6 separate regions of the Mus musculus genome follow, and all the other regions are linked to region 2. Evidence: chromatin loops called from intact Hi-C (ENCODE). Cell type or tissue: heart. All regions are shown on one strand. Region 1 holds the start of Tars2 (threonyl-tRNA synthetase 2, mitochondrial (putative)). Region 2 overlaps Ensa (endosulfine alpha). Region 3 has its middle 15 kb from the start of Adamtsl4. Region 4 overlaps Rprd2 (regulation of nuclear pre-mRNA domain containing 2). Region 5 holds the start of Rprd2 (regulation of nuclear pre-mRNA domain containing 2). Region 6 has its middle 6.6 kb from the start of Gm40096.

Evidence for each region. Peaks named below come from ENCODE experiments on the same cell type or tissue, not always from the same donor. Only the 100,000 strongest peaks of a DNase experiment are listed, where the experiment ranks them.
Region 1: a loop joins it to region 2, with 2.5 times the contacts of the local background. A loop is called at or near these places in 8 of 42 quality-filtered maps.
Region 3: it touches region 2 in a loop (2.7-fold over the local background); 2 of 42 quality-filtered maps call a loop at or near these places.
Region 4: a loop joins it to region 2, with 7 times the contacts of the local background. A loop is called at or near these places in 7 of 42 quality-filtered maps.
Region 5: it touches region 2 in a loop (2.3-fold over the local background); 3 of 42 quality-filtered maps call a loop at or near these places.
Region 6: a loop joins it to region 2, with 2.4 times the contacts of the local background. A loop is called at or near these places in 4 of 42 quality-filtered maps.

Annotation. Positions count from the first base shown.
Region 1 is chr3:95,752,926-95,757,925 of GRCm38, forward strand. It overlaps Tars2 (threonyl-tRNA synthetase 2, mitochondrial (putative)), which reads right to left and starts at 2,052. Exons shown (of 18, transcript NM_027931.3): 1 at 1,833-2,052; 2 at 1,394-1,590; 3 at 82-205. The coding sequence starts at 1,913. In heart, no CTCF peak of the experiment used is centred here; a DNase peak (open chromatin) is centred at 2,016; H3K4me3 peaks cover 1,626 bases; H3K27ac peaks cover 1,369 bases.
Region 2 is chr3:95,630,622-95,635,621 of GRCm38, forward strand. Ensa (endosulfine alpha) reads left to right here. Exons shown (of 4, transcript NM_019561.2): 4 at 811-1,496. The coding sequence ends at 826. Among named protein-coding and RNA genes, the nearest start is that of Ensa, 8.1 kb to the left of the region's middle. In heart, a CTCF peak has its summit at 2,450 (motif pointing right); DNase peaks (open chromatin) are centred at 870, 2,230 and 2,690; H3K27ac peaks cover 389 bases.
Region 3 is chr3:95,700,010-95,705,009 of GRCm38, forward strand. No RefSeq gene overlaps it. Among named protein-coding and RNA genes, the nearest start is that of Adamtsl4, 15 kb to the left of the region's middle. In heart, a CTCF peak has its summit at 2,396; DNase peaks (open chromatin) are centred at 302 and 2,332; H3K4me3 peaks cover 1,069 bases; H3K27ac peaks cover 2,416 bases.
Region 4 is chr3:95,769,510-95,774,509 of GRCm38, forward strand. It overlaps Rprd2 (regulation of nuclear pre-mRNA domain containing 2), which reads right to left. Exons shown (of 11, transcript NM_001368178.1): 9 at 4,603-4,863; 10 at 2,487-2,687. Among named protein-coding and RNA genes, the nearest start is that of Tars2, 17 kb to the left of the region's middle. In heart, a CTCF peak has its summit at 2,701 (motif pointing left); no DNase peak of the experiment used is centred here.
Region 5 is chr3:95,818,232-95,823,231 of GRCm38, forward strand. It overlaps Rprd2 (regulation of nuclear pre-mRNA domain containing 2), which reads right to left and starts at 722. Exons shown (of 11, transcript NM_001368178.1): 1 at 316-722. The coding sequence starts at 520. Gm29948 (a long non-coding RNA gene) reads left to right here and starts at 649. Exons shown (of 2, transcript XR_375854.4): 1 at 649-899; 2 at 1,489-3,670. In heart, CTCF peaks have their summits at 696 and 2,129; DNase peaks (open chromatin) are centred at 20, 700 and 1,220; H3K4me3 peaks cover 2,673 bases; H3K27ac peaks cover 2,314 bases.
Region 6 is chr3:95,515,416-95,520,415 of GRCm38, forward strand. No RefSeq gene overlaps it. Among named protein-coding and RNA genes, the nearest start is that of Gm40096, 6.6 kb to the right of the region's middle. In heart, a CTCF peak has its summit at 2,207 (motif pointing right); a DNase peak (open chromatin) is centred at 3,656; H3K27ac peaks cover 4,181 bases.

The DNA.
Region 1 (5,000 bases), 120 kb after region 2:
AGCAAAAGAACAATTACATTTTCCTGTTTAAAGATCACTCAGATAATTAGGCACTGTGCTCACCATATGGGAGAAACTTACCGCTTTGCCCTCTGGGGAATCAAATGTCAGAAATCTGAGGTGACAATCTGTCTCCAAGGGTCGGTCCAGATCGTAAAGTTCTCCATTTACTTCAGCAGCCACTGCAGTATCAGCCAGTGTTACACTGTAGCAGTAGGAGGGTAGTGGGAATGAAGACAGAGTTGTTACAATCCCCAGGGCAGGAGGCTGACTTTTCTCAGCAACTCTAATTTGCTGAGTGAAGTTTCCAGAGCAGTAAAGATCTGCTGTTTCTTTTCCCAATGTATCCACTACATTGGGAAGGGCAGAAATTCTGAAACTATAAAGACAAATCCTTATAAAAAAAAAGTCCTCATCCTACCCTCTATTTTAAAGACAGGTCTTGCTGTTTGGCCCAGGCTGGCCCTGAATTCTGAATCTTTGACCTCCACTTTCTGAATGCTAAGATTACAGGCCTGTAGCACTATGCTTGGCAAGAAGGACTATCTGAGCGTAGGGGTTCACACCTGCAATCTTAGCACATGGGAGACAGGGTTTCTCTGTGTATCCCTGGCTGTCCTGGAACTCACTTTGTAGACCAGGCTGGCCTCGAACTCAGAAATCCCCCTGCCTCTGCCTCTGCCTCTGCCTCCCAAGTGCTGGGACTAAAGTCGTGTGCCACCACGCCCAGCCTTTTTTTTTTTTTTTTTCTTTTAACAAGATGCTTTTCTGGGGGAGTAGGTGTGCATTCTTCCTCGGGAGTCAACAATCATGCCTTTAGAAGAGGGTCTTTCTTTGGCAAAGAGCATCGCCAGCAGGCTAGGTTGGCTGACCAGATTACACGCACATGTCACCACACCCTTTTTATTTTTAACCTGAAACTATTATTTCATTTATTTATGGGTGGGGCACACATGCTACAGTGTGTGTGTGTGTGTGGGGGGGGGGTCAGAGGACAATTTTTAGGAGTCAGTTTCCTTCCACAAATTCATATTTCAGGTCCTTATGCTTGTGTGGTAATCAATTAAATGACTGACTGACCCCCCCCCCCAACCCTAACCCCCTCCCTGCCCAAAGACTACACCTTTCTGATGGGAAACAAAGAAAAAGAAAAAATGTAGCGGGACAATGGTGGCGCATGCCTTTAATCCCAGCACTTGGGAGACAGAGGCAGGCGGATTTCTGAGTTTGAGGTCAGCCTGGTCTACAGAGTGAGTTCCAGGACAGCCAGGGCTACACAGAGAAACCCTGTCTCGAAAAACCAAAGAGAAACAAAAAGATGCTTTCATTTTCTGACCGGGTGCAGAAAAGGACAGAAAAATAATTCTTGTAGGTAGAAAGGCTGGCTTGATACCTGATCTGATGGGCCAGTTGGTAAGGGGTTGTGTTCCATGCAACAGCATCTACCTTCTGGCCTTCAGGAAGTGATATCTTAATAGCCCGGGCTTTCTTCTGTGTCATACTTGCTAACTTTTTCACGTGAGCGGTCCATAGCTCCTCAAAAAGGCCAAATCGTTCTGCCAACCAATGTGGAGGAGTTGGTGCAGAGGCCTGGAGGAAAAGGCACGTTAGGAGGTATCGCGGGCTTATTTCCACTACTCCGGAATGGGGTCGTAGGGGTTATGGGTGTTTAAGAAGCATTGGTTTTAAGGTGGAAACTGGGTGACACTAGGTCTTAATTTGGGGATTCAAAGGAACCGCACATTTCCGAGTGGGGCAGCAGGGTCCAGGAGGGGCTGGACAGCCTGCCCCCTTGGACTCCGCTGGGCTAAATGGTTGGGAGCTTGGCGTACCTCACGCACGGTGTGGAGCTCGCAGCGGCGGAACTCTGGGAGTGGGAACCCAAGCCGGCGCCACCTCAGACAGAGACCCATGCTGTCTCAAATCGGTACCTCCATGCTCCGATCACCGCTTCTTCCTCACCAGGCTCCTCATTGGCTTCTAAGTCAGTAATATCCTTTCCTATTGGATAACATAGCCGCCATTCCGGCCGGGCACCACCCCCAGGAACTCCGCTGAGGTAGAACCCACACAGCAGCAGCCGCTCTGGGAAAGGTTCCGGTTGACCGGAAAGTGGAAGCTGTTGCACACACCTGCAGTCTGGGTTCCCAAAGTGACAAGAAGGCATCCAACTTTGAGGACAGGGCATACCTCCTGGGGCAAGAATGAGAGAAAAACAGGAAGTGGAAGTTAGTCATTTTCCTTTAATTATAAAATTTATTAAACATTCTTAAAGCTGACAAGAAACAAGTACAGACACTGGAACTAAACATTTAGTGTAAATCCTGGATCTGGCATTAAGTAGTTTTTTTTTTTTTAAGTAAACTTTCTGTAATCTCGATTTTTTAATCTATAAAACAAGAATAAAAATATATGTTCCATTCTGAAGGTACATTTTGTGTAAATTGCTCATCTCGGTGCTTGGTATATGATAATTAGCACCAGCAGCAAGACACTGGTTTTGTTGTTGTTTTTGTTCTCTTTTTCCCCTAGGCTGTCCTGGAACTCACTCTGTAGACCAGGCTGGCCTAGCACTCAGAAATCCACCAGCCTCTGCCTCCCGAGTGCTGGGATAAAAGGCGTGCACGCCCACTGCCCGGCTTGCAAGACACTGTTATTACCACTGAATGTAACAACTCTAAGACTATCTTGGTGGTCATTCCTTTGCAGTCGTGGTGGAGGGACTTTAGAGACCTCTTAATGTCACAGATGTGGAATTTAATCAATCAATCATTATTGCGTGTGTGTGAAGAATCTTTGAAGGCGTGGGCGGCACAGTTTTGTAGGTCACATGCTACCTTTCTGTGGCCACTTCTGTCCTTTCACTTTACATGGGTCTTAGGGGTCAAAGTCACGTTGCCAGGCTTGGGCAGTAAGTACCTGTTATCTGCTGAGCCATCTTACAGGTCTCAGATGTGGAATTCAAAGATTACAGAAGGTAGTTTAAGGTAAAAAACATGCGTGCCGATGAATCTGCAGTGTGCACTCTTCCAGCATACCTTGTTCTTTCCATAGTTTATTTCCAATAGACTCCCTGACCATCTTAGAGACATCCAACATCTTGTTCTCTGTTCCTTACATAAGCCTTTGGTCTCTCATCAGCACCCCACCTTCATCTTTCTTTATTCTTTCTTTGATCTCTCTCCATTAAATCTCAGATGCAGGGCTAGACATATTAGCTTTACACAGTAAAAACAGAAACACGGTCAGATGTGTGGAGAAGCATAAAGGGAAATGAACTTATTAGCACCCTTATTAACTCAAGTAGTCCCTCACCTGGGGGTGGGGACACTTAGTCCATTCCCAGATTGCAGTGGTGATGGGATCATGGGGTCTTGTGGAAGAGTTGTCAGAACAAGCTGCTTAACCTAGGCTTCCAAAGCCCAATGTTCGTTCTGCCTGAGGAGGGCAGCTGACTTGAGTCATAGGCCACTCTGGGGCTCCATCTTCTGATATGTTAGACATCCTGAAATACAAAGAAAGAGACAAGGCTGTGGGGAGGAAGATAGTGTGTGTGTGTTCTTGTGGTCAGAGTGCAACATTCACAAAAAATGGCAATGGCAGACCTAGATTTTTTTGTGGCACTATAACAGAGGCAGGGTAGCGTCATACTGCAGACAACAATCTAGGAGGTGCTCAATAAATATATGTTAAATATGTACTGATCATGTAGTGACTGTAAATTTCAAAAGGTAGAGATTTTTGTCACTACTTTTTAAATTATTCTACAGTGTCCTTTTGTTAGGATCACAGGGAGATACCACCCGGGAATGACAGCTTCTTACACGCATCCTTTAACATTTACTATGTGCAATGCACTGGGCTAATGCTGACCAGCTACCAACATCACGCAACCTGCAGTGGAAGGAATGTTGTGTTATTCCCTCACCCACTGTAGCAAGCCAGGTATCTAAGGCCAATACATACTTGTTCTCCTTGAACATGCCTTGGCTTCAGGAGATATTAAGCTTTTAGTCTACCTGGAAAACACCTCTGCAACTTTCTTGCTCACCCCACTCTTGCCTGCCAGGATCCCGAGATGTGGCACTATTTCACAATTCCATCTTATTCCAAGAACAACTCTGTCAGTAGTGTTCTTATGTTCCCTTTAAACCCTGGAAAATTATCTCAAGGCCAAGTCCTAGTCTGTCCAAGCCACAGCCTGGGTTGCTCAGAGTCACATCACTTCTCTAAGGCCAGACTCATAATGGGTCATGCTTGCTAACATGCATTTCTTTCCTTTTCCTTCCTGAAGCACATGGCCCAGACACTTGTGCCCACAGGACTTTTAGAGTGAAGTACTTTCAAGAAAAAAATCAAGAAATGTGGTGTTTCCTAACTTGTTCCTACAGACTAGCTACAGACACTGAGTAAATGAGGTCCACAGGAGGAGAAGGAAGTCTGCAATAAAGGGCGCCCCAAATCCTTAATTAAAATAAAGCAACTTCTCAGGTTTCTTCTACTTTTAGACCAGGCATCCTCACTTGGTCAAAGTTTTGGTTAAGATATTAATTTTAGGGGCCAGGCGTGGTGGCACATGCCTTTAATCCCAGCACCTGGGAGGCAGAGGCAGGCAGATTTCTGAGTTCGAGGCCAGACTGGTCTACACAGAGAAACCCTGTCTCAAAAAACCAAAAAAAAAAAAAAAAAAAAAAGATTCATTTTATAGGTTTAAGCTACTTGTAACTATCTCCAATGGATACTTTTCATTTTATCAGGATCAGTACATAGTCCCAAATTCATTTTAGCTATTAGAACCAAATTCTGCTTACTAGCACCCAAAATGTGAAAAATTGTTGCCACTTTTCCCAAGGGACATTGGGGCTCAGAGTCTCAGAAATGGTAACTTTGCCACTCTTACAGCTCCAGTCCCTAAGACGTGCTGGTAATTCGGGTTTAAAAGACTATTCAGTATTGTCTGTGTACGTTCTAACATGGGGCCAGCTTTATACTTTTATTTC
Region 2 (5,000 bases):
AGAAATAGGGAAATCAAGCTGGCTTGTCATCCCAGCTGTTCAACAAACTGAGGCAGGCTGGTAGCCTGGGCTACAGAGTGAGTTCACAGCTGGCCTTGGGAATTTAGTGAGACCCTGTCTCAAAATAAAAAGCAAAGATAGGGCTAGGAATGTAGTTCGTATGTAGAATACTTTCCTAACATTCAGAAGACCCTAGTTTCAACCTCCAGTAATACACATAGTAGTTAGTGTGTACACATACACACAATGAGCTGGAGATAGGGATGAGAAAGGGGAAAGGAAATCAGAATCAAATAGTGTCACTCTTGGATGCCAAGGAACAAGCTGCACTTCTCAGGCTTGCTTCTTAGCATGGAAGCATCATTTAAAAATCTAAGTGCATTTGATTAAATCCAGGCTACTTAGTCCACTCCAAACAAGTATGTGGTTTGACCCTGGCCTCTGCCAGTCAGCACCTCAGTGCTGAGGTTCCTCTTCACCGCTGCCAGTGGCTGTGCACTGTGTGGCTCCTGTGAGCCTTCACTAGGAAACCTCCGGTTATTTGATGTCTCAAGAATTGTCTTCCTGTTTACCATGAGTATATTGAAAAGGGAGAAAACGTTCTGATTATGGATAGGGAAAGACTAAAACTTTCTTTTTATTTTCCCTCCTCCTTTTACTTAATATTCAGGCATATACAAGGTAGTTTAGTGAAGTATTTGGAGAAACCATGGGGTCAAGACTGGGATGGAATTTACGAGCTTTCCCCTTTTACTTGACTGGTTTTTTTTTTGTTTGTTTGTTTTTTGTTTCTTCCTTGTTCGTCCACAGTGGCCAAGTTGAGTGATGCTTCCTGGGGCTCCACCAGATCGTGAGACGCTGCCCACTCGGGTCCTGTGCTGGCTCCTGCCCCTCCCTGCTTTTGTAGCCAGGGGTCAGGAGGTGGCCCGGGTGCAGGCTAGAGAGGCAGAGAACCTGCCCACTGGTGTCCCAACACATGGAGCCCCTTGGGCTGAGCACCAAGACCTTGAACTTTTTTTTGTTTTGTTTTACCTTTTTTTCCAAATAACTGTTGGAAGAAAACTCATTGAGATCCCAAGGGTGGGGTTGAAAGGATGGAGTGAAGATGTGGGGGAGTGAGTGAGGGTTTATGACTGATAAAAAAGAAGTTTCCTACCGTTCTCCTGAACCTCTGGGTTGCTGTGGTTGACTGTAAGGTGAGGGATGGTAAGGGGTTCAGGTTCAGCTCTGAAGAGAGAAGCACTCTTTGAATATGGCTAGTGATCTAGTGTCAGAGAAAAGGAATTGTGTTCTTTAAAGCAGACGAGGTCTCTCTGGTTCTGCAGAACAAGTTGAGGATTTAGGATAAACTGTTCCTTTTAAAAAAATGCTGTCCTTGAAATAGGTTTGCTGTGTGGAGAAGGGCAGTGAATGGGGAGCCCCACAGAGCCCTGGGGAATTTTTTTCAGTATTTAAAATAAAACAACAAAAAATACCCACGGAAAAAACCAAAACTAGACCTGTTGTGAAGCAGTTGGTGTGTTTTCTTGGGATTTGGGAGGTGAAGAGCGATACTGGAGGTGTGATTGAGGGAAGGTTGGTGTGGGCCCCTGAGTTTGAAAGGGGCTCTGACAAGGCTCATTACATTGGGAGAGGGAGCAGGAATGGTGGACACAGATGACTGGTGGCCTTTGCTGGCTTCTGCCTGTCCTTTATAGCTAATTCAAAAGATATGTCACCTTATAGAAAATGAGAGATTTGGGAACTTGGTTAAATGGTGTGCTAACACCCAAAGCTTAGTCCAGACTCAGCAAGAATGGGGCCCCTTTTCATTCTTTTTCCCTTCAGTTTCTATTCCTAAGTTCTGTTTGTGTGGGAGAAGTGTGAGTTATTAGTAATAAGCAAAAGAAACTGGCCTTTCTGTCCCTGGCCCCACATCATACCCTCCCCTGTCTTCCTGACACCCTGCCTCTGAAAACCGTTTGGAGGGAAATGCAGGAGACAGAGCTGACTGAAATGTCCAGTCTTCTGGGGTGGGGTCAGCTCTATGTCGAGAAGAAGTCTGCTCTCAGTGTCTTAGTCAAAAGCGTCCCAGGTGAATTTATAACTGTTTAAGATGCTTCTGACTTTCTTCTCATTTAGCCAGGGGCTTGTGATACATCTCAATAGTTTGTCCTGCTGAGCGGTGAGCCCAGTGGGATGAGAGCCCATTAAAAAGTGTGCTGGGCTGGACGAGCTGACATGCATGCCTTGGGAAGTGGAAGCAGGGGAGCAGGAGCTGAAGGTCATCATCAGCTGCATAAACACGAAACCCGAGATAGGGAAGTGCTTGCTCCTAAGCCCTGAACTTCAGAAATAGAGGCAGAGAATTAAATGGTCAAGGCTCTGTGGTACAGCTCCATCTCAAAAAAAAATTGGTTGGTTAAGGGCACTTGAAAAGAAGCCTGAGTTTGATTCCTGGGACCCACAACAATGGAATAGAACTTACTCTTAGTACCCAGTAGAGGGCACTGTCACACGCACAGTGACATGTGAACACCCAACAACACCAACACATGCCCCCCCCCCCCAAAAAAAAGAGAGAAAGAGAGAGAAGTTTACTATGTAGCTGAAAGAATAATACTTGAAAAAGGTCAGTGCTCTGACAGGAATAAACCCAAAGCTGTTGATCCCTGTGGGAGCGCTGCTGGTCCTACGTGGAGTCCAGGCTTCTCAAGCCTATCAAATGCACATGGCTGGGTAGTGGTGAAGCTGTCTGTCAGAGCTTCCAGGTAGTCCAAGTTCATTTCCATACAAGTGAGGAAGTTGGGGTTTAGAAAACAGCAGGCCGCCGGGCATGGTTTTGCACACCTTTAATCCCAGCACTTGGGGGGCAGAGGCTGGTGGATTTCTGAGTTCGAGGCCAGCCTGGTCTACAAAGTGAGTTCCAGGACAGCCAGGGCTATACAGAGAAACCCTGTCTCAAAAAGCCAAAAAAAAAGAAAACAGGCCAAGGAAAAGCTTGTGTACTGTCTAACCCATGGTGATATAAACTCCTGGCTGTTCTGGAGTCTCCGTTTCTTAGTTGGGCTGTAACCTTGAAAGGCCTTTGGATGCCTGTATACCACCAGTATTTGGGGTTGGAGAGAGCTCAGCGGGTGATACAATTGCTGTACGGGCCTGAGAACCTGGTCCACCTCAGAACCCTCATAGCAGTGGAAACACAGAGCTGACTCCTCAGAGTGGCAGGCACACACATGTAATAAAATTATGTTTTAAATGACGGCTGGACTGTAGCATGGTAGCACACACCTTTAATCTCAGCACTTGGAAAGCAGAGGCAGGTGGATCTCTTAGGGGTTGAGGCCAACCTGGTCTTTGTCATTGAGTTCAGGCTCCCCAAGAGCTACATAGTGAGACCTTGTTTATAAATAAATAAGGGCCAGGAGTTTGGAGGCTGAGGCACGCAGACCTCTGAGTTCAAGGGCAACCTGGGACACATAGTTCCAAGGCTACACAGTGAGACTCAGTCATAAATTAATGACTGCCATTTATTCTTTATTCATACAACAGACCCAAGCAACTAAGGTAAACAAATTCAATAACCAAACCTTCCTTTGTGTTTTGTTTTTTGGTTTTTTTTAAATACATTCTTAGGTAACCTAGGCTGGCCCCAAACGTGACTCCTGCCTCCCCATCCTGTGTGCTGGTTAAAGACACACTGAATGGACACAATTGGCTCTGCTGAGAACTTCAGCCAGGTATTCTCTGAAAGAAGTGGGTGAGTTGTCCAGCTGCTCTAACACAGGTGGGCTGTGACTATGATGACAAACCTGTCAGCTGAGCCATGGCCTACACAGAGTAGCTGGAGTCGAGTCACTAATCCACTGGTCCTCACTTTAGCTAGTGTAGCCTATACATAAAAAAGATAGAAGCCAGGCAAGGGGGCAGACACCTGTAACCTACTTCTCAAGACTGGCAAGAGGTTTGCTGTGAGTTCAAGGCTAGCCTGGGTTACATAGTGAAACTGTCCTCCCCCGCCCCCCCCCCCAAAAAAGTAATGATACATCCTTGTGATCTTAGCACTGAGGAGGTAGAGATAGGAAAATCAGAAATTCAAGGCCAGCCACATGCCAGTAATCCCAGTTCTCAAAGGCAGGGGTAAGAGAATGGTCTACATAGCAAGCCGCACCTGTTCAAGCAGCTCTTACAATGCCTGGGAGAAAACCAGAAAGTGAAGGGAAGGTCTCTCAAAAGAATGCTGTGTAATATAAAGTGGAGCCTGCCGTGCTTATGGGAATAAACAATGGGGATAAAACTTGGGGAGCCCTGTATGTAAGGCCAGACAGAATTAAGCATTACAGTCATGAGAACTACGGAACACACGTGCTACATACAAGCCTGAGCCTTGAAGGGGAGGGAGGGCTTCAGTGGTCCTGATCGATGGCCATTTACTAGGTGCTCAGAATATGCCAGGCACTGTGCTAAAACATAGGTGCTCTCAGTGAGATGACACTGGTGAGAAACTGCAAGGGAATAAATTGACATGATAGTGTTACGTTGCGCAGTGGTGGTCCATCTGCAGGGGATAGAAACAAAGGATAATTCCCACATCTGTTTGAGAAGTTGTAAAGCACCAGGCCTAGCAGATGATTGGGATCATCTTACTTAATCCTCCGTTGTTTAGGGGAGTCTCCTGTGTCCTGCTCTGTAACTGCAATTCCAGGGGATCCTACACCATCTTCTGGCTTCCGTAGGGATGGAACACAAATACAGTGCAAAACAATACAGTGCACATGCATGTGTACAGGGAAAACACGTATACACATAAAAAGGGATGGGGATACAGGCATTGTAATACATACTTGTAATCCCAGCAATTGGGAGGCTCAGGCAGGAGGATTGAAAATTCCAAACAAGCTACACCATAGCAAGACTGTCTCAGAAAACGAACCGCATGTGGAGGCAAATGTATGTATCCTAGCACACAAATGCAGGAGAATCACACATTTGAAATCAGCTTGGTTTACATGTCTGGAGGG
Region 3 (5,000 bases), 69 kb after region 2:
CTAAACAGGTATGAGGGGGTATGCTCTCATCCCCCTTCCTCAGAAGAGGATGCCCTGCGGACCTCAGGTGGAAGCTGCGGGGAGAGCCGGTCTCTCATGAATTGACCATTAAACACCTTGTGTTCTGTTGAGACAGAGCGTGGGGCCAGGAGGATGTCCTGTGCTTTGCACCTTGTTAGGGACTTGTCATCAGTGGCTGTACCTCTGACGTGGCCTCAGGGTTCTGAAGGTTTGAATACCACCTTCTGAGGCTGGTGGCTGCTGCTGTCTGATGGCTGAGAACAGATGGATCCTCAGAGCTGGCCAGACCCCAGCGATCCAAGCCAAGTCTCCAGGGAGGTGGACGAGAATGCTCTCTTCCCTGCTGCCTCCTTTGGGGAGGCTGGGTGTGGACCTTGGGAAGAGCCTTTGCTGCAAGCTGGGCACAGGGCTGTCCCAGAGCCACCGATGCGCTGAACTAAGCAGAGTGTACATGAGATTTGCAGCAGGACAGAACAGGACAGTCAACTTTGGCTTCCTCCCAAACAGGGGAGGGCTTAGTGGAGCCCAGGGTGTGGTCAGAGGAGGACAGTGGCTTTGGTGACCCGAGCAAAGGGTACCACTGTGTAGGGATCTCTCCAAGGACTGCAGTGAAACAGGCCTTGATGAGGCTGAGGCGCAGGCTTCTACAACAAGTTCTTTGATGTTGAAATGAGAGAGCATAGGTCAGGGCAACTCAGGGCCACCCAAGGGCCTGGAGGGAGGGGTATCACTGTCCACCTCAAATTAGAAAGCAATGTTAGGGATGCAGAGGCTGTTCCCCCAGGACCAGGCTATGGGGAGACCTCCCTCTTCTCCCATCTGTTCTTCTCCAGTGAGTCCTTCACAGCAGGGGTGGGATTTATTATTTACTTGATTTTGTTTGCTTTTGAGATAGCCTCAGCTAGCTAGAAACTTCCTTAGTGGCCCAGACTGGCCTTCACCTCATGCAGCCCTTCTGTGTTGGGATTATAAGTATGAACCACCATATCCAGCTTCCCATTTTCTTTAAATTTTACCTTTCCCAGCCTGCTCTGTGTGGGTGTTTTTCTTGCTTCTATGCCTGTGTTCCATGAACCCCAAGAGGCCAGAAGTGGGGGTCAGATCTCCTAAAGTGGAGTTACAGACTTCTGAGCTGCTGTGTGGGTGCAGGGAATCAAACCCTGGTCCTCTGGAAGAGCGATGTTAGGCCCCCACCCTCAAGTCCCTAAAACGGCAGCACTCCTGACAGTGTCCCCAAATGACAATCTGGGCTCAGCTCAGGCTGGACTCAAAATAGAACAAGTTTGTCTGTGGATAAACAAAAGCTTACACTCAGCATTCTCCAGAAGCCTACAAAATGGCTTCTGACTGCCAGGTAGAGCCATTTCCCTAATCTTTCCCTACCAAATGGGGCAAATGTGGCAACTAGTTCCCTATTAACATAAACTGTAACACATATCAAAGCCCCTCTACCACTCTGAACCTCCATGCTGTTCTGGCTAGCTCCTCTCTTTATAACTGGCAAGGCTTTCCCTACCTTTTTGACCCTTGAGAGATAGCCTTGGCAGTTTGAATAAACTTTTCCTTTTCCACCCACAGGAGTGGTCTAATCACTGCGATTTCCCGTGCAAGCAAGTGCTCAGAATTGCTGAGCCATCTCTCTCTGTCCCATCTCATATCCCATCAGGGTATCTGATTTGCCACTTTGCCCCCCACCCCTTTTTTTTTCTTCAAGGTTTTATTGTGTACCCTGGCTGGCCTGGAACTCATTGTATAGACCAGGCTGGTCCTCCTGCCTCTGCAGTACTGGAATTGAAGGTAAATTGCCTTGTATTTTAAAGTAATTTACAGTTTAATCTTCGTTATCAGGACCTGTTCCCCAGATTTTGCCCTTGTTTAACATTTTACAAACGTTCGGATAGGTTTGGCTAACGTTGCACTCAGCAACTACCTGGTGAATCCACACAGGACCAACTGCATGGACTCTCAGCAGGGATAGAGAGAGATGCCTTAGCAGTTCTGAGCCCTCCAAGTCCTGTTGCTCCCCCCAGGTTGGCTCCGGGCCGTTCTGGGCCGTTCTGGGCCGTCCCGGGCGGCTCCAGGCGGCCCCTGGCTCAAACTGCAGAGGTCTGGCCTTCTAAAAGGAGCCTGGACTCCCTTTTCCCCCTCCCTCCCCAATCAGCATCTAACAAAAACTCTTTTGTGATTTTATGCCTGGGGGAGTCGACTGAGTCAACGGCTGATGTGATTCCCGCAGAGCTGAGTCCAAAGGTCTGCTCAGGGTTTCCTTCTCAGAGTCCAGAACCCCGCCCTAGGCCCCGCCCCGAATCTCCGCGCCCTGCTCCGTTTTGCCGGGAAGACCCGGAGCTGGGCTTCTACTGCCCCTGCATGGTGGTAGCATTGTGGTCTAGGGAATCAGAGGGTCACGTGAGACCAAATGAGTAATCTAAGGCTGGGTACTGTGAGCTTGGGGAGACTCGGGGACTGTCGAGAAGGCAAGACTGTGAAAACCAGGAGGCTGTGGGCCCTGGAAGATGGCACGTGGTCTCCTGAAGTACCCCTGGTACAGTAAAACAAGATTCCTACAATGTTATGGATAACCTTTTGTTCTTATGGACATCCTAGAAAGGATACTTTGTTTTGGAAAATAACAACTTCCTTACTGCCAAGTCCCTCATCCCAACCCTATAAACCATTTCAGCCAGCTCCCTCTACCCTCTGTAGACCCCTCAATTTCCCGTGGGAGAGAGGCTGCCTCTTGCTAAGTGCACTAATAAATATAGTGTGTCTTAGCGGTTGAAAGTCAGGCCCCTGTCTTTTCTGCCTCCTGTCCTTTTAAGCTGCTTTAGAAATATCACAGTTGCTGGGCAGTGGTGGCGCACGCCTTTAATCCCAGTACATGGGAGGCAGAGGCAGGCAGATTTCTGAGTTCGAGGCCAACCTGGTCTACAGAGTGAGTTCCAGGACAGCCAGGGATACACAGAGAAAACCTCTTTCGAAAAACAGAAAAACAAAACAAAACAAACAAACAAAAAAAAACAAAAACAAAAAAAGAAAGAAAGAAAGAAAGAAAAGAAATATCACAGTTCCAATAAGTCTTTGTAGACCTGACAGGTTTCCCGGGCTGCAGGTTGCTGAACAGAGTTGTAATAATTTTTAGGATTTTTTTTTTTTTTTTTGCATTTGGACATTCAAGCTTTTTGTTTACTGATATAGGTTAATCACCTGTATCAATAGACTTCACGTTATTTTCATACACAAATATAATGAATTTGACTATATTCCCCCCAATGCCTCCTTGTCCTAATTTACTTTCTGTTCCTATGACGAAGACTATGACCAAAGCAAGGGAGAGAAAGGGTTTACATCATACAGGTTACAGTCCACCATTGATGGCCATCAGAGCAAAGTCAAGGCAGAAACCTGGAAGCGAGCCATGAAGCAGAGGCCTTGAGAAACACTTGCTACGCAGTGCTTAAGGTGACCTTGAGTTACTGCTCCTCACCCCTGCATCTCTTAAATCTTGGGGCTACAGTTGCCACTGTGGGGATGTGACAGGCAGCCCTAACTGCAAGGGACTGTGGTTTCCCCTGCTCAGAAGTGAACTGCTCTATCCCAGTCACCAAAGCTCTCAGATCTGAGGAAAACCTTAGGTACATCCCTATGATGAGTAGAGAAACTTAGTATGGAGCCAAGCATACCCTAGGGACTCTGGGGGCCAAAAGGCTGTTCCTGGGAGATGCAGTAGAGGATAAGAGAGATGGAGTGAGGGGCTTAGCAGTAAGGAAGTACCAATGCAGAGCAAACATTGAAAGTATTACAGTTGTGTGCCCGGGCGAGCCCAGTGGCCTGCAGGTGAGATTAGAATAGGAAAACGGGCCATGAGGTATTAACGGCTGCCTTTTAAAAAAAAATTTAAGATTTATTGTATAAACAAACCAGAAGAGGGCATCAGATCCCATTACAGATGGTTTTGAGTCACCATGCGGTTGCTGGGAATTGAACTCAGGACCTCTGGAAGAGCACTGACTACTCTTAACCTCTGAGCCATCTCTCCAGCCCTAACAGCTACCTTTGCTAATTGCTGTGGGAAAGGGGTAAGATGGTTTCTTTTTATTATTGTAGAACTGAAAAGTAAGAAACCAAGGGAGCTAAAACCATTTTCCTGCCTGGTGTGGATTCCATGGTCAGTGTAACACAGACCTTTCTGATGTTCTTAAGACCCCACCATAACCTCCTCCTTCAGGGCATGATGTTTGGCTCTAAGGCCGTGGTCCTTCTGGGAGCAGTAAGAATAAATTCATGTAATCTAAGCCTTTGGTCTTTCCCAGTGGATTCCACAGCCTCGACCCCACCATACCTGGCTTATCTCCCTCTCATTCGGGTAATTTACCTAAGGACCTTACATGTGGTGTGATTCTACCTCCAAGCTGTTTCCTATCTCTCCGGCGATGAATCTTCTCTTTCTGTAGAAGTGTGAGTTCCTGGGAACCCTTGCTTCTTTCACTGAAGCTTTTTATCAAGACCTTATCTTCATACCTGGTGTTGAAGCCTATTATGGCCAAAGAAGTTCCACTTTCTGCTAAGCATTCATCTTGATACATATCAGCTGATTGTGACCCTGTCGCTGGAAGATAAGTTCCCAGTAACCCTGACTCTGACCCCCACTTAAAAATGTACAGCTATGACTTTCTACCTGTTATGATATGAGTACTTAGCTTCTGTAACTGTTTACACAGCTATCCAAAGATTGTTTTGAGTTGCCTTAACCACTTTACCTGGCAGAACAGAATAGTTTTTGCTTGTTTGCCTGTGGAAGTCCTTCCCCAGGAGCTGGAGAGCTGGAGAGGTGGCTCAGTGGTTAAGAGCACAGGTTGCTCTTCCAGAGGACCCAGTTAAATTCCCAGCATGCACCTGGCAGCTCACACGTGTCTGTAACTTTAGCTCTGGAATTACGTACATTACATTACACGTAGCAAAACATCAATGTACATAAAATA
Region 4 (5,000 bases), 140 kb after region 2:
ATTCTCAGCATCCACATTGTAGAAGAGAAACAATTTCCACAAGTTGTCCTCTGACCTCCATAAGCATGAAGGCAGATATAACCCCTCCTCTATAAAGAAGTGAACTTAAAGAGAGAGCTGTTACTTATATTTTGTAAGACAGGAAATTCTTTTGGTCTTTTCTACATTTATTTTACCTCAACAAGCTGTGAAGTCTTTTTTTTTTAATTCATCAATAGAACTGTGGAAGACAAAAATAAAGTTCTAAGAAAAAAAATCTCTTTAAAAGACAGGGTTTCTTTGTGTAGCCCTGGCTGTCCTCAAACTCCAGAGATCTGCCTTCCCCTTGCCTTCTGAGTTCTGGGATTAAAGGCATACACCACCACCACCTGGAAAAAATTTTCTTTCTTGAGAAAAAAAATAAATAAATAAAGCCTTAAAAAACTATATTGTGTGTATGTGTGTGATAGAGAGAGAACAATTTTAGGGAGCTGGTTCTCTTCTTCCACCACGTGGGTCTCAGGTAGTCTGCTTTGGCAGCAAGTAGCTTTACCCACTAAGCTATCTTGCTAGCCTCTGAAAGATTTTTGTTTATAGTGTTGAGTAAACATGAGCATTTATGTTTTAGCATACTGAACGGTTAAGGAAAATTCCATGGGGCCAGACAGACAGCTCAGTGATTAAGAGCACTGACTTCTCTTTCAGAGGTCCTGAGTTCAATTCCCAGCAACCACATGGTGGCTCACAACCATCTGTAATGGAACCCGATGCACTTTTCTGGTGTGTCTGAAGACAGCTACAAGTGTACTTATATAAAACAAATAAGTCTTTTTTTTTTTTTTTTAAAAGGAAAACTCCACTTATTTCCCCCACGAAAATGGAATTTTTCCCTTTTTTCCATGATCTTTCTATGTAGCCCTGGAACTTGCTCTGTTGACTAGGCTGGTCTTGAATTCATAGAGATCTACCTGCCTCTACCTTCCAAGTGCTGGGATTGCAGCATGCCACCACACTTGGCTAGGAATTCCACTTTCTAAAAGCAAAAGAAAAATGACAAACTCTGCTATTCCATAAGGAGGTATTTTTTGTGTTTTTATTTCTTATCCTGTCAGATCTGATTTCTTCAAGTGACAAGAAGGACAACTTGCAATCTGCAGAGCAAAAGGAACTCTATAAATACCGTGTTGCATCTATAGGAGAAACTAATATACGTGACTTCAAGATTTTCTGTATCTATATAGAATGACAACAGAAAGTGCAAAGTCAAAAGCATCAAAATCTCTTGAGCTGTACACAATCAAATATTGTAGATTATCATCAATATTTTGTGCCATAAAAAAGAAAAAATACAGTGCACTCATGTAAATAAAATAAATCTTTAAAAAAAGAAAAAGGAAAACGAAAAAACAGTAACATCCCACTGCAGCATAGGCTAGCCTGTAACTGGGGATCTAGTCTTCTAAGAATTGGGATTACTGGAAACATCAATTCTTAATTGCTAGTTCCAACAGAGAAGGGTTTCAGAAGGTCACTGGATCTTCTATTTAGTTCTGTAAAATAAAACTCTCTTTGAATGACTACTGAAGAAGCAATAGTAATAGACTGTCCCAGAACAGTTCAGGAACAGAAAGTAATAGCTATTTATATGCTCTACTCATAAGGACAGGGTTCCTTACCTTATCGCTGCTGATATTCTAGCATAGATACATTTTTTTGTGGTTGGAGACTATTCTATGCATTATAAGATATTCAACGACATTTCTCTGACATTGACCCATTAGTGCTTAGGAGTTTCTGTCCCAGTTGAAACAAACAAAAGTATCTCTAGTTATTACTAAGTGTCACCTAGAAGTCCCTGGCTTTAGCAACGATACAGATCTGGTATTTACAATTAACTGCATCATTATACTGAGATGTTTAAGAAGGTTGTGTAGGAATCTGGAAAATAAGAATTGAAAGATCAAGTGATTCATGAAAAACTGAGGCAGTTGTATATACAAGACAACTGAGAAAGCAAAAAATAGAAGTTTAAATGAGGCAGAGACTACAAACAGAAGGGAGAAAACAAGATATATAGGTTATGTTTGATATAGGTTATAATATTAAAACTCAACACACACACTACCCTGCACTAAGAGCTAGGGTTAATGTAAGCTACAGTTGTGCCCTGCCGTAGGATGGAATATTATTAGCAAACCAACAAGTCTGGCTTCTAGTCTCAGTTCATCACACATCAGACGAACGCATTACCTTAACCAACCACATCACCTCATGAGCTTGGTCTCCTTACCTGAATGGGAGGGTGTTACTAGATAATATTTAGAGTCTGTTTTAGTGTTGACATTTTCAATTCTATAACTGCTACCTCATAAATGATAAGTATAAAGACAGTAATGAATTAACTGTATTGTACATTTCATGACTTTGGATTCCTCTGAGTTAGAATTCAAGGTTACCCTGGAGACAAACATTCACAATTCAAGTCCCTCTGGCACATGTCAGTTTACCTTGGAGTGCAGGGGCTGACTGTGTCTGGGTTTTAGAAAGAGCAGAGAGAATGCTCTCTGGGGTGATCTCCACCTTTGACAGGATATTTGCCAGAGGGTTGTGAGATGGTGTTGTGGCAGGTGCAGGTGTTTTCAGGCCACTGCTGAGGTTGCTGGGACTGGTAGGAATTCCTGGAGAAGGTCTTGATGCAGAACTGACCCCTGGTGGCAGAAAGATGAACTCAAGAAAATGCAATACTCAATTCATGACACTTTCCAGTCAATGAAAGATTGTTTAATAGTAATTCTGGTTGACTGATCCACAAACAGTGCCCATTTTGACACATACAAAGAAAAACATCTGAAAATATGAACTGTTGTTTCTGTTTGGAATATTCTTAAAACAAACAAGCACTATGTTATTTTCATGCACATTCCTTGGTTTTCAGAGCGGCAATCTGTTTCTGCACCCACGCTGCTCAGCGAATGCAGCAGGACGACAGGATCAGAGGCACTACCAATGCAGAGCACCTTCACTGCATGTCTATGGGAGTGGCAAGGGTTTTCCTCTTACACAGCCTTTAAGGTGACATTATACAAATAAATTCCTTTACACTGTTACACTTCAAAGCACAGTAAAAAGGTAAACGCAGACGCAAGAAAAACATTTGGTTTCTTAAAATGTGACCAAACCACTATGAACAGATGTTTTACAAATAAATATAAGTGAACAAATGAAAAAAAAAACTTTAATTAAAATATTATCTTTTCAAGATTGAACGTGACAATGGAAAAGGTTAGGAACAATTAAATTTCCAAACACTAGGTATATAAAATAGTATACTCTTAGATAACAATTTAAAAAGCTACATGCTGTCTTTTGGTTTTGTGTTTTTTAAACAGGGACTCACAATATACCCCAGGCTGGCCTTCAATTCTTACTCTTCCTGCTTGGCTTCCTCAGGGCTCAGGTTACAGGTGGTAGCACATCTAGTTCACATGCCCCCAAATACTACCCTGGGCAGGGTGCAGATGAGATACAATGCTTCTGTCTGTCCTTCTGCACCTGCGTGTGCAGTACAGTCCTCCTGTCACTATTATCATTGCTAGTGTGTGGATGATGTGGGTTAGAGGAGAATTTTGAGGAGTCACATCTCTCCTGCCACCTGTACATGGATCCTGGAGATTCAATGTAGGTCTCATCAGGTTTGCATGGCAAGGACTTCAGTATTCTTTATAAAATGAAAAGCTGAAAACATAGTAATGTCTAATAACAAGAATTACCATATACTACAATAGCCATTAAAGTTGATGCACATGACTTTTCTTGTGTGTGGTACATGCACAGTTATACACTCCCACATTGTGTGTACCTGGAGACCAAAATGACACCGTGTGCCTTCCTCTGTCACTATCTAATTTTGGGAGATTACGTCAATCACTGAATCTGGAACTTCAGGTTTCTGCTAGACTGGCTGCTTCTCCCCAGTATCTACCAGTGGGTACTCACTCTCAACAGTGGAGCTACAGGCACACACAGCTAAGCCTGGTTGTTGTGTGGGTGCTGGCAATCTAAGCTCAGGCCCTCAGGCTTACGAAATCAAGCACTTCACTCACAGAACCATCTTCCTACCCATCTCCATCATTTTTGTCCAGAAAGGGCCTCATGTAGCCCAGGCTATCCCTGAATGCCTCATATCCTGCCTCTTTTCCCAAGTGCTGAGATTTCAGGTGTGTGCCACCACAACCAGCTGTTTAAATGAATATTTAATAACTAAAAATTTGTCATACATACTGAAGTTTTAAATAAGCTGATTTAAAGATAATATAGGCAATGTTTCAATTATTAAAAGAAAAAGTATTCTAAATATCTAATCTCTCAAATCCACATACATGTATATATATGTATATATGTGTATATATGTGTGTGTGTGTGTATATATATATATATGTGGTTTTCTTTGGTGTAGTAATATTATTTTTTGGCTTTTCTAAGGTGTCCATCCATTTTTAATGTATTTTTAATGAAAAAATTGTACTAATTTCACCACCACCACCAACAAAAAAACCCCACTTTGCTGGTTCAATGAAACAAAGACGGAAATCAGTGGCTCAGCATCATCAGTGGCTCACTTACCCGTATTTTTCATGACTGATGTTAGGCTGCTAAGGATGGAACTGATCTTTGCCAGATCCACATTTGCCAGGTTTGGCAAAACCAAAGTTGGGGAAGGGGACAGAAGTGCAGTGCTCAGAGGCTTCGGGAGAGGTGGAGCTGCCGTCGTGGGCACAGACGGTGGGGCACACGGTGAGGCTTTCGAGACACTTTCTGTTGACTTGGTGGGCACACCAGTGGAGACAGCAGGTTTCTCCACAGGCTTTTCTTTCCGGTCCTCCACTGTTTGAACAAACAAAGGAGATAATTTTATGACATAATATTTCCTAATTTGAGGGCACAAAGTTCTACACCACTTAGTTTTATGCCTCAAAACAAAACAAACCAGTTCCTACCAGCCATATTCGGCAGCTCACAAC
Region 5 (5,000 bases), 190 kb after region 2:
TTTCCGTGAAGGTTCAGGATAATCAACAACACACCTTCCAGGGCTCGGAAGGAAACGCGAAAATCTCTACGGGTCTAGGCCCAACGGCCCAAGGTCACGCCAAATGTGAGGCTGAAAAATTCCAAGCAATGAGCCCCCTGCAGAGCAGGGCAACCGTGCCTAGGATGGAGTCTGGGCTAGGGAACACTCGCGCCCGATCTTTAATGTGAACCCCAACTGAATGCAGCAGCTCGGTGGGCAAACCCCAGAGTGTTTTGGGGGCCGCATTTTCTCCATCTCTCCAGCCTCCCCCTTCCTAGTCGCCCCCACACTCACATCTCCGGAGCCACTTCATCCAATGGTAGACGATTGTACTGTGGTGTTTCTTGTTTTCTATACACCAGGACGACAAGCCTTGAATGGATTCCATGGTGTTGGTCACCGACTGGAATTTTCGATCCAACGAAGACTCCAGGGCCCCTGCGGACGAGGCCGACGAGGAGGAGGCCTTACTGCTGCCTCCGCCGCCGCCGGCCGCCATCTTCCCCGGTTTGCACAAGCGCCTCTGGTCCTCTGGCGGCGGCGGCGGCGGCGGCGGCGGGAGCGGGCAAAACAATCAGTGCGAGTGCGTGAAAGCAGCAGGAGGGGAGGGCGGCCAGGGGGTGGGGACGCTGCACGCGCTAGGCTCCTCTGGCGGCAGGAGGGCTAGCTGCTGGGCGCGCTGGCGGCTCCCACACGCTGCGAGGAGGGGCCGCGGCCGCGGAGGACTGTCAGTATGGCTCGGGGGTGGTGTTTAAACCGGGAGTCGGGAGACGACTACGGAGGAGACAGAACCTGCGACGGCGCCGACAACTAAGGCTTTTAGCCTCTACGCTCCTCAACTCTTAAGGCCCTTCCCTCATCCCGTTGGCCAAATTCCGGTGAGCCCAGGGCGGCCTTGGTACCGAAGACGAAACGCTACTCCGCCGTCCCTTCGGCTGCAGAGAGCTTTGCCTTTAGATTTTCTACCACAGGAAAGGCCCAAAGCTACCTAGGCAGAAAATTTTCTTTCTTTTTTTTTTTTTCTTTTCTTTTTTTTTTTTTTCTTTTTTCTTTTTTTTTTTTTTTTTTGCAACGCAATAGCAGCAATAGACCAGCAGAAGAAATGCGCACGCGCACGGAAGCCCCGCCCCTCCGCTTCCTCCTCAATCTTGAGCACGGGGGCCGAGGGGGCGTGATGGCGCTGCGATTCGACCAATCAGGGAAGGGGGTCGGAGAAGCGCGTCGGGACCTGAAGGCGGAGGAGGCGCTGCGTCTCTCTGTGCGCCTGCGCGTTAGGTCTGCGCCTAGCGGGTTGGGAGGAAAACCTGGGGAGGCAGGATTGAGGCGCTCCGGAGCCTAGGACGTTACTAGACCCCAGTTCAGTGCTCGGCCCTGCTTTTGGCTTCATGGCGGGGTTGCTCCCTGGGAGCCTTTAATTCACACTAGGATGGGAAATGCCCACCGTTCTGTGGCTACTGTTTTTGACAGCTGCAGCTGCGTTCCCTGCCACCCCGCCATCGGGGACCTACACGCGACAAAATGGCTGGCACGTCTTGCGGAGTGGGGGAAGACGCGCATGCGTCAGGCCCTGTTAGCTGTTCTCTAGGCACTCCTTGACTAACCTATGCTACACGCCCGACTGCGATGACACCGTTCACAGCCAGCCGACCGACTGCATTCTAGAAAGAGGGAATAAAAGTTAAACGAAAATTTCTCTGAAAAGTCTTCGAAGCGAGGAAAGAGTAATTGACAAGGTGTGGCTTCTTTGCTAGGTAGTAACATCACAATTTCGTAATGCGTTATAGGTTTGTTTTTGTTTTTTCGAGACAAGGTTTTTCTGTGTAGCCCTGGCCGTCCTGGAACTCACTCTGTAGACCAGGCTGGCCTCGAACTCAGAAATCCACCTGCCTCTGCCTCCCAAGTGCTGGGATTAAAGACGTGCACCACCACTGCCCTGTGCGTTACAGTTTACAAGAGTCTTGAGTATTGTGTTTATTAGCACAGCCTCAAATTAACCATTATGGGCTGGAGAGATGGCTCAGCACGTAGGAGCACTGACTGCTCTTCCAAAGGTCCTGAGTTAAAATCCCAGCAACCACATGGTGGCTCACAATCATCCTTAATAAGATCTGACGCCCTCTCTGGTGTGTCTGAAGACAGCTACAGTGTACTTAGATATAATAATAAAGAAAATCTTTTTAAAAAATTAACCATTACATTCTCATCTGCCTGTGTGAATCTTTTGAGAAGATTGGACGTTCATGTATTCCTATTGAACACAGGAACTTCATTTTAATTATGCCAACTCAACGGAAAGGTTTTTGAGGCAAGGAGCCTGTTTCATCATTTAAAATTAATATCTCTGTGCCAAGAACTGTTTTAGGATTAGGGAAATGATGGCAAAGCAGACAAAAATTACTCCGCCTTGATTTGGTATCAGGACCAAACCACAAGCATGTGTCAGGGAGTAAGGAGTCATAAAGAGGTATGGAGTAAGATTAAAGGAGAAAGACTGTGTATATGAATAATGGTGTGATCCAGTTTTTAAAAAGAGATTGAGAAAAAAGCAACCAAGCACATATGAGGGGAGGGAAGAAGAGCTGGCAAAAGAACACCAAGTGCTGAGTCCCTAAACCAGGACTGTTGAAACATTTTAGAGGAAGAAGAAGGAAGCCAGTGTGACTGGCAGAGGATGAGAAAGCCACTAAGATAAGAGACAGAAGAGGTGAGAAGCAAAGAGGGCTCATGTAGGGCATTGAAAGCCACTGTACTGACTTTGGGTTTGTTTTTGTTTCTTTTGAGCTAAAGTTTCTCTGTGTAGCCCTGGCTATCCTGAAACTTGCTCTGTAGAGTCTGGCCTCCAATTCAGGAGATCCTATCTCCTTGCCTTCCAAGTGCTGAGGTGGGTTTTTTGTTGTTGTTGTTTGTTTGTTTGTTTTGGTTTTCCGAGACAGGGTTTCTCTGTGCAGTCTTGGCTGTCCTGGAACTCTGTAGACCAGGCTGGCCTTGAACTCGGAAATCCACCTGCCTCTGTCTCCCAAGCGCTGAAATTAAAGGTGTGAGCCACTACTGCCCTGCCAAAGTGCTGAGATTTAAAAGCCTGTCTGCACTTTGGATTCTCTTTCTTTCTTCCAAGCTTTGATTTTTATTACTTATAAAAAGCTGCATATTTATTTTGCTTTCTGACTCTGTACTTGTGCTTTCACCACAATTTTCTGCTCCTCAATAAGGAAAGCCAGCTTGATCCTGTTCCAGACACACTTAGCTCACACACGGAATCACCATAGACAGAGGTCCTAAAATTCAGTTTCCAACAACCACATGAAGGCTCACAGCCATCTGTATAGCTACAGTGTACTCATATACATATTTATTAATAAATCTTGTTTTAAATTTTACAACACTTTTAAAGACCTTAATGATCCTACAATCAAGTTCTCATTCTCTGCAATGAACATTCTGATGAGCTGAATGGAAGTTTGGTATTCCAAATAGAAAAGAGCTGTGGAAAGAAGGAACAACTAACAGCAGATTGTTTTCAAGTTATTTTCCTTCCAAGGTTAAAAGCAGGACTTCCTTATCATACCAGCTGAAAATGACCTGCTTGGAGATTTCACTCTTACCTCTTTACTGGTTTCTTGGGAGATTAAAATAAACAAGTTTCACTTGATCACGTAGGCCTTTAATGTGACTCCATTTTGATTTGGTTGAGCAATAGCCAGCCTTCGGTAAATTCTAACCATCTTTAAATGAAACAGTAAGCAAACTCTTTTAATGGGGGGGGGGATCATTTTTGGGGCAGGTATGTCTGTCTATGTCTGTGTTCATTTACTCTTACATGCAAGGGGAGGACTTCACAGATCTTGCTGTTTTATCCCTTGTTGTTTTGCCTGTGGCCAGCAAGCTCCAGCCATCCTCCTATCTCTACCCTATAGAAGCTGGGCTTCTGGATTTAGACTCTAGCTGCCACACCTGGCTCGCCTTTTTTCTTTTTTTTTTTTTTTTTTCTTCCCAAAGAAATAGTCTAATTGTGCTGGGCAGTGGTGGTGCATGCCTTTAATCCCAGCACTTGGAAGGCAGAGGCAGGCGGATTTCTGAGTTGCAGCCTGGGCTACAGAGAGTTCCAGGACAGCCAGGACTACAGAGAAACCCTGTCTCGAAAAACAAAACAAGCAAAAACAAACAAACAAACAAACAAACAAAGAAAAGTCTCACTGTGTAGTCTTGCCTGGCTTGGAAGTGTGTAAACCTGGGCTGGGCTTTAAAGAGAAACACGCACCTCACATTTCATGAACGATGGGATTTACTGAATGCTTTGCCACTGCCATTTGTGGTCTTAAGCATTCCATTTTTCTGGTGGTGTAATGGATTCAGAGCAAGACTGTAGAGCTCAAGAGTAGTGTAAACAAAGCACGTCCCATTTTTTTTTTTAAAGTGAGGTGATGTTTACCATTAGCCTACATGAATACAGGACAGCAAGGGAATACACCTGATGTTATGTCTTATCTTTGGTCCTGTGAAGAGTCAAGACTATTCCTCCCAGGATTTGCCTTTCCTGTGCAGAGATTGTGGACATGCCAGGCATCCCCTTCATGTACTGACTTTCAAGTGCATTCACTTATCACAGCTTATGCAATTCTTTCTAGAAGGCCACCTCGTGGGAAGAACATTCTGCACTCTGCCATCCACGGTTCACAGTATATTCACAGCTTTCTCACACAGACTCCCACACAAGATATCTAAATATCAGACTGCTTGCCCAGGCATGGTGGTATATGCCTTTAATCTCAGTACTCAGAAGGCAGAGGTAGACAGATCTTTGAGAGGTCGAGGCCAACCTAGTCTACATAGTGAATTCCAGAACAGCCAGAAATTCAGGTGTTTTCACTGGCAGCTGAGGTTTCAGAAATTTTGTTCTGGGGATTTTTGTTTTTTTTTGAGACAGGGTTTCTTTGTGTAGCCCTGGCTGTCCTGGAACTCACTTTGTAGACCAGGCTGGC
Region 6 (5,000 bases), 120 kb before region 2:
TAAACAAATGTTTACTTTCCATATTCTAGGTTATAAATAATGTTCCAATTCCTAGTTGATATTCTGACACAAAGTTTAAAATAGTTTGTCAGTCTTTTCAGTGGTTTGTGGGGTTGGGACTGCACACGTTGGGATGTCCAGTCATTGTGTATGTGGGAGGTCAAAGGTCAACCTTGGGCCTTGTTCTTCAGATGCTGCCCATCTTTTCACAAGGTCACTCACTGGCCAGGGACTCTCCGCGTAGGCTAGGCTGGCCGGCCAGAGGGCACTAGGGAATTTCCCATTCTGCTTCCTTAGCAGTGGGATAACAGTCACCATCCAAGGCCCTACCTTTAAAAAACAAACAAGGAGTGGAGAGAGGCTCAGTGGTTAAGAGCACTGACTGCTCTTCCAAAGGTCCTGAGTTCGAATCCCAGCAACCACGTGGTGGCTCACAGCCATCTGTAATGGGATCTGATGCCCTCTTCTGGTGTGTCTGAAGACAGCTACAATGTACTTATATATAATAAATAAATAAATCTTTATAAAACAAACAAACAAACAACCTGTTAAGTTTTTTTATGCATGTATATGTGTGTTCTACCTGCATGCATGGTACACAGGGAGGTGAGAAGAAGGCATTGGATCCTCTGGAACTGGAGTTGCAGACAGTTGTGCGCTGTCACATGGGTGCTGGGACCTGAACCCATGTTCTTTGCAAGAGCAGCCACTGAGCCATCTCTCCAGCCTTGCTCCTGGCTTAAAAGTTTTGTGTTTTTGTGATTATGTGTATTTGTGTGAGTGCACGTTTGCAGAGTTCAGAAGATGCTGGATTCCCAGAGCTGGGGCTGCAGGCAGCTGGGAGCTTCCTGATATGGGGGTTGGGGACTAAACTTAGGGTCCCCTGCAAACAGCAAGTGTCTCAACCACTGAGCTGTCTCTCTAGGCCCTCCAACTGCTTGTTGGTCTCGTTTATTACATAGTCCCTTTCTGAATTTTTCTCCAGTTGCTTAAAGCACCTTTTCACTGTTGGTTACTTCAAGTCAGTATCCAAGCTGCAGTTCAACTTTAAATATTAAGTTGATTGTAGGGTTGGCAAGATGGCTCAGCAATGAACGCACTTGCTGTCAAGCCGTCCCAGGACCTACACGGGAGAAGTAATGCAGCCATCCCTCCAAGTTGCCCTCTGACCTCCACACACACACAGTGGTATGTGCACACTTTACACATACACTCAATGAACAAATGTAATTTCTGAAGAGTCTGCTCTGTTCTTTAACAGTCACCTACTCCCACCCTCCCTATACACACACTTTCCCCTCTCGCTGTGGCGGGAGCACAAAGGACCTTGTGCTCACAGATAAGCCCTGGGGAAACCAGGAGTGTTAAGCAGGTTTGTCTCTCTCCAACAGGAGACATGTGTAACCTGTCTTTCTACCCAGAAGGCTGGAGTGGTGGTGGTCAACAACCTGGTGATTTGTGTGTTCTGAAGAGCCAGGCCACACCAAGCTACCACAGCCAGGACCTGAGATACTTAGTAGTCCAGGTGACCTTTGTGTTATCTGTATGGCCAGATCCCCACAGCCAGGCCCAGAGGTGGGATCCTCCCCTAGTCCCGTAAGATAACACATGTGGCCTCTCTCTAGAACCCATCTTCATAAAGCTTTTTTCTAAATTGTACTGTATACTTGCTATAAACCCTCTGGGTCTGACTCTAGAAGTCTGAACCAACATTGGCTGACTAAGTGAGGTTGAGACAGATTTTCTTCTTGCCTCCTGTGGGTTGTTACTTTGCAGGCCCTGGCTTCTGCAGTCACCTCCACATTCATTGATTTAATGGCTTGATGATTTGATTAATTGCTTCATCTTTGTGTCCAGGGTCCCAGTGCTTATTACTGTAATCTGAACTGGTTCTCATGATCTTCACAGACACAATGAGAGAGAAATGAAGGCATACGAATGATAATAGCATGCTCTACATTTAATTACACAGGCTTTGTTGAAACCAGAAGATCTGTGAGACTTCAGTATTGTTTATTTTTTGCCTGTAGTTTCCAACTCCTCTGCCACTGGAAAGCTTTTCTGAATCATTAAGCGGCTTTCTACTTACACTGTGCTTGTCAGGACTGCGGTAATCCAGTCTGTCACTTTGGTACTTACAGTCATAACGGCTTTCTTTCCTGAGGCTTTTAAATGATTTGTTTGGGTTTTATTATAGTGGGGGAGGTGCAGTGCCCTCAGAAGCCAGAAGATGGCACCAGATCTCCTGGCGCTCAAATTGCGGGCATTCCTGAGCTGGCATCCAAACTCTGATAACTTGGATAAGCTCATTCTGCTAAGCCATCTCTCCAGCTTCCTGAAGCAATTTACATGCACACACACACGCATGCGCGCGCGTACAAACACACACACACTCACACACCCATACACACAGACACACACGGAAACACACACACACACACACATACACACACACTCACACACCCATACACACAGACACACAGACACATACACACACGCACACACACACACACACACACACCCATACACACAGACACACACGGGCGCGCACACACACACACACACACACACACACTGTTTTTTAAAGAAATGTTTCTCTGTATCTCCCTGGCCATGCTGGAACTCACTCGGTAGTCCAATCTGGCCTTGAACTCAAGAGATCTGCCGCCTCTGCCTCCTGAGTGCCGGGACTAAAGGAATGTACCACACATGCCCAGTCTGATTTTGTTTGTTTGTTTGTTTGAATTTTGTATAGGTTTTAGCTCTAACTCAGACTAACCTAGAACTCACTGTATAACCCAGGCCAGCATGTAATTTGTGTCTCAGCCTCCCCAGGGTTGGCATGCACCACAATGTCTGGCCTATGGATGTAGAGAATAAAGGTACTTGGTTTTGTGTTTTGTTTTCTTTGTGGATAAAAGGTCTTATGTATAGAAAATTCCAGGAAGTGCATTGAAAAACAATCAGAACTAATGTAATGCGCTTGACATAGCTACAGGACACAAATAAAGATACAAAAGTCAGGGTATTTCTTTTTTAATTAACCAACTGAAAATGAAATTAAGAAAACAACTGTATTTAAAGTAACATCCAAAATAATAAAGAAAAAGCAAAAAGAACACAAAAGTTACATTCTCCAAACTACAAATTCTGTTTTGCAAGGCTCAGAAAGGCTGGGTGGGGTAGATCACACTTGCAATGCCAGCACACAGGAGGCAGAGGCAGGGGGATCAGTGTAAGACAGAGGCCTGGACTATAATAGATGGAGATCTGGGATAGCCAGGGCTCACAGCAAAACTGTCTATACACGTAAAATTAAAAATAAATACAGACAGCAAAGAAAACTTAAGTAAAAGCTAGGTGTGGTTCATGTGTGTAGTCCCAGCACTTGGGAGGTTGAAGCAGGGGGATTGCTGCAAGTTCAAGGCTAGCTTAGACTAAATAGTGAGCTCCAGACTAACCTGAGCTATGTAGCAAGATCCTATCTCAAAACAGTCAGAAATTCTGCTCTATTCTATTACGTGTATGAACTTTGAAAAAATTCTAGTGAAGCAAGCCAAGCAAACACATACTGTGCTCCCGCACACAGGGGGTATTTAACACAGCGAAGTCAACCAGGAGCAGAACCAACTGAGCGCTCTAGGCGTGGGGAGACAGGGAGATGACGCTGCTGTTTAACAGGAATGGAGGGAAATGGGGAAATTGCAGAGTCTGGCTGTGTGGGGGCAGGAAGCTTATTGTAACTCTACTTTCGATTCTTTTTTTTTTTTAACCCAAAACTACCCTAAAAATTATCTACTTTATAAATGGTCTAGAAATGGTGGCTATTTAGTTTTTTGAGACAGGATCTTTGATATATGTGTGACTGTAATATGTAGGTGCGTGTGTGTGTCCTTTGCATGTGACTGTAATATGTAGGTGCTTGTGTATGTCCTTTGCATGTGGCTGTAATATGTAGGTGCATGCCTGCATGCACAAGCAGAGGCCAGAGAGGCACCAAGTGCTTTCCTCTATCTTTATCCACCATATTCTTTTAACACAGTTTATCTCACTGAACCAGACGTGTGCCATTTCTGCTAGGTCAGCTGGCCAGCAAGATCTGAGGATCCACCTGTCCCCACCCTGAAATGCTAGGGTTACAAGGACATGGGGCCACACCTGGCTTGTTAGCTGGGGGCTGGAATTCAGACTCAGGGTTTCGTAGTCACAGAACAAACATTCTTAGCCCACTGTGTGTCTCCCCAGTCCCCCAGTTATCCTTCCTAAACCCTCTGTGCTAAGCATGTCTACCTCTCTTCCCTGTGTTTCTTGGAGGAAGGGTAGGGAGTAGCAATTTTATTGTGAAAATAATGCCTGTTATTAAATTCCCAGTACAATTGTGTAAATTAACAGAGACAAAAAGCAGCCATTGAGCTGGGCGTGGTGGCGCATGCCTTGGGAGGCAGAGGTAGGATCTTTTCTGAGTTCGAGGCCAGCCTGGTCTACAAAGTGAGTTCCAGGACAGCCAGAGCTATACAGAGAAACCCTGTCTCGAAAACAAACAAACAAACAAAGAAAACAACAAAAAGCAGCCATTGTACTGTCTTAAAATTCAGACTCTTTTAAATTTCTTTTATGAGAAACCAGCTTATGTTTAATCGTAATATTTTTAAATTGTACATTTATTTATTTATTTATTTATTTATTTATTTATTTACTTATTTATTTATTTATTTATTTATTTGACATCTTCCCTCCCACCCAATAGGTAGACCCTTAAAATGACAGGAAAACAGCACCAATCACAGGTTGAATAGCTTAACAAGTTCACCCCTTCCGTTCCTATATGGCACTCCCAGTATTCCTTAAAACACCAGTGGACCTGGCAGTGGCCGGCACACATTTCAACTTCAGGGCTAAGAACCAGAGGGTCATGATATTGAACAGAGCTGTGTAGCAATGGGGGAGGGGGAGCTGGGGGTAGCAACCAGAAAGTTCCAGATGTCAGGAAAGCAAGAGCC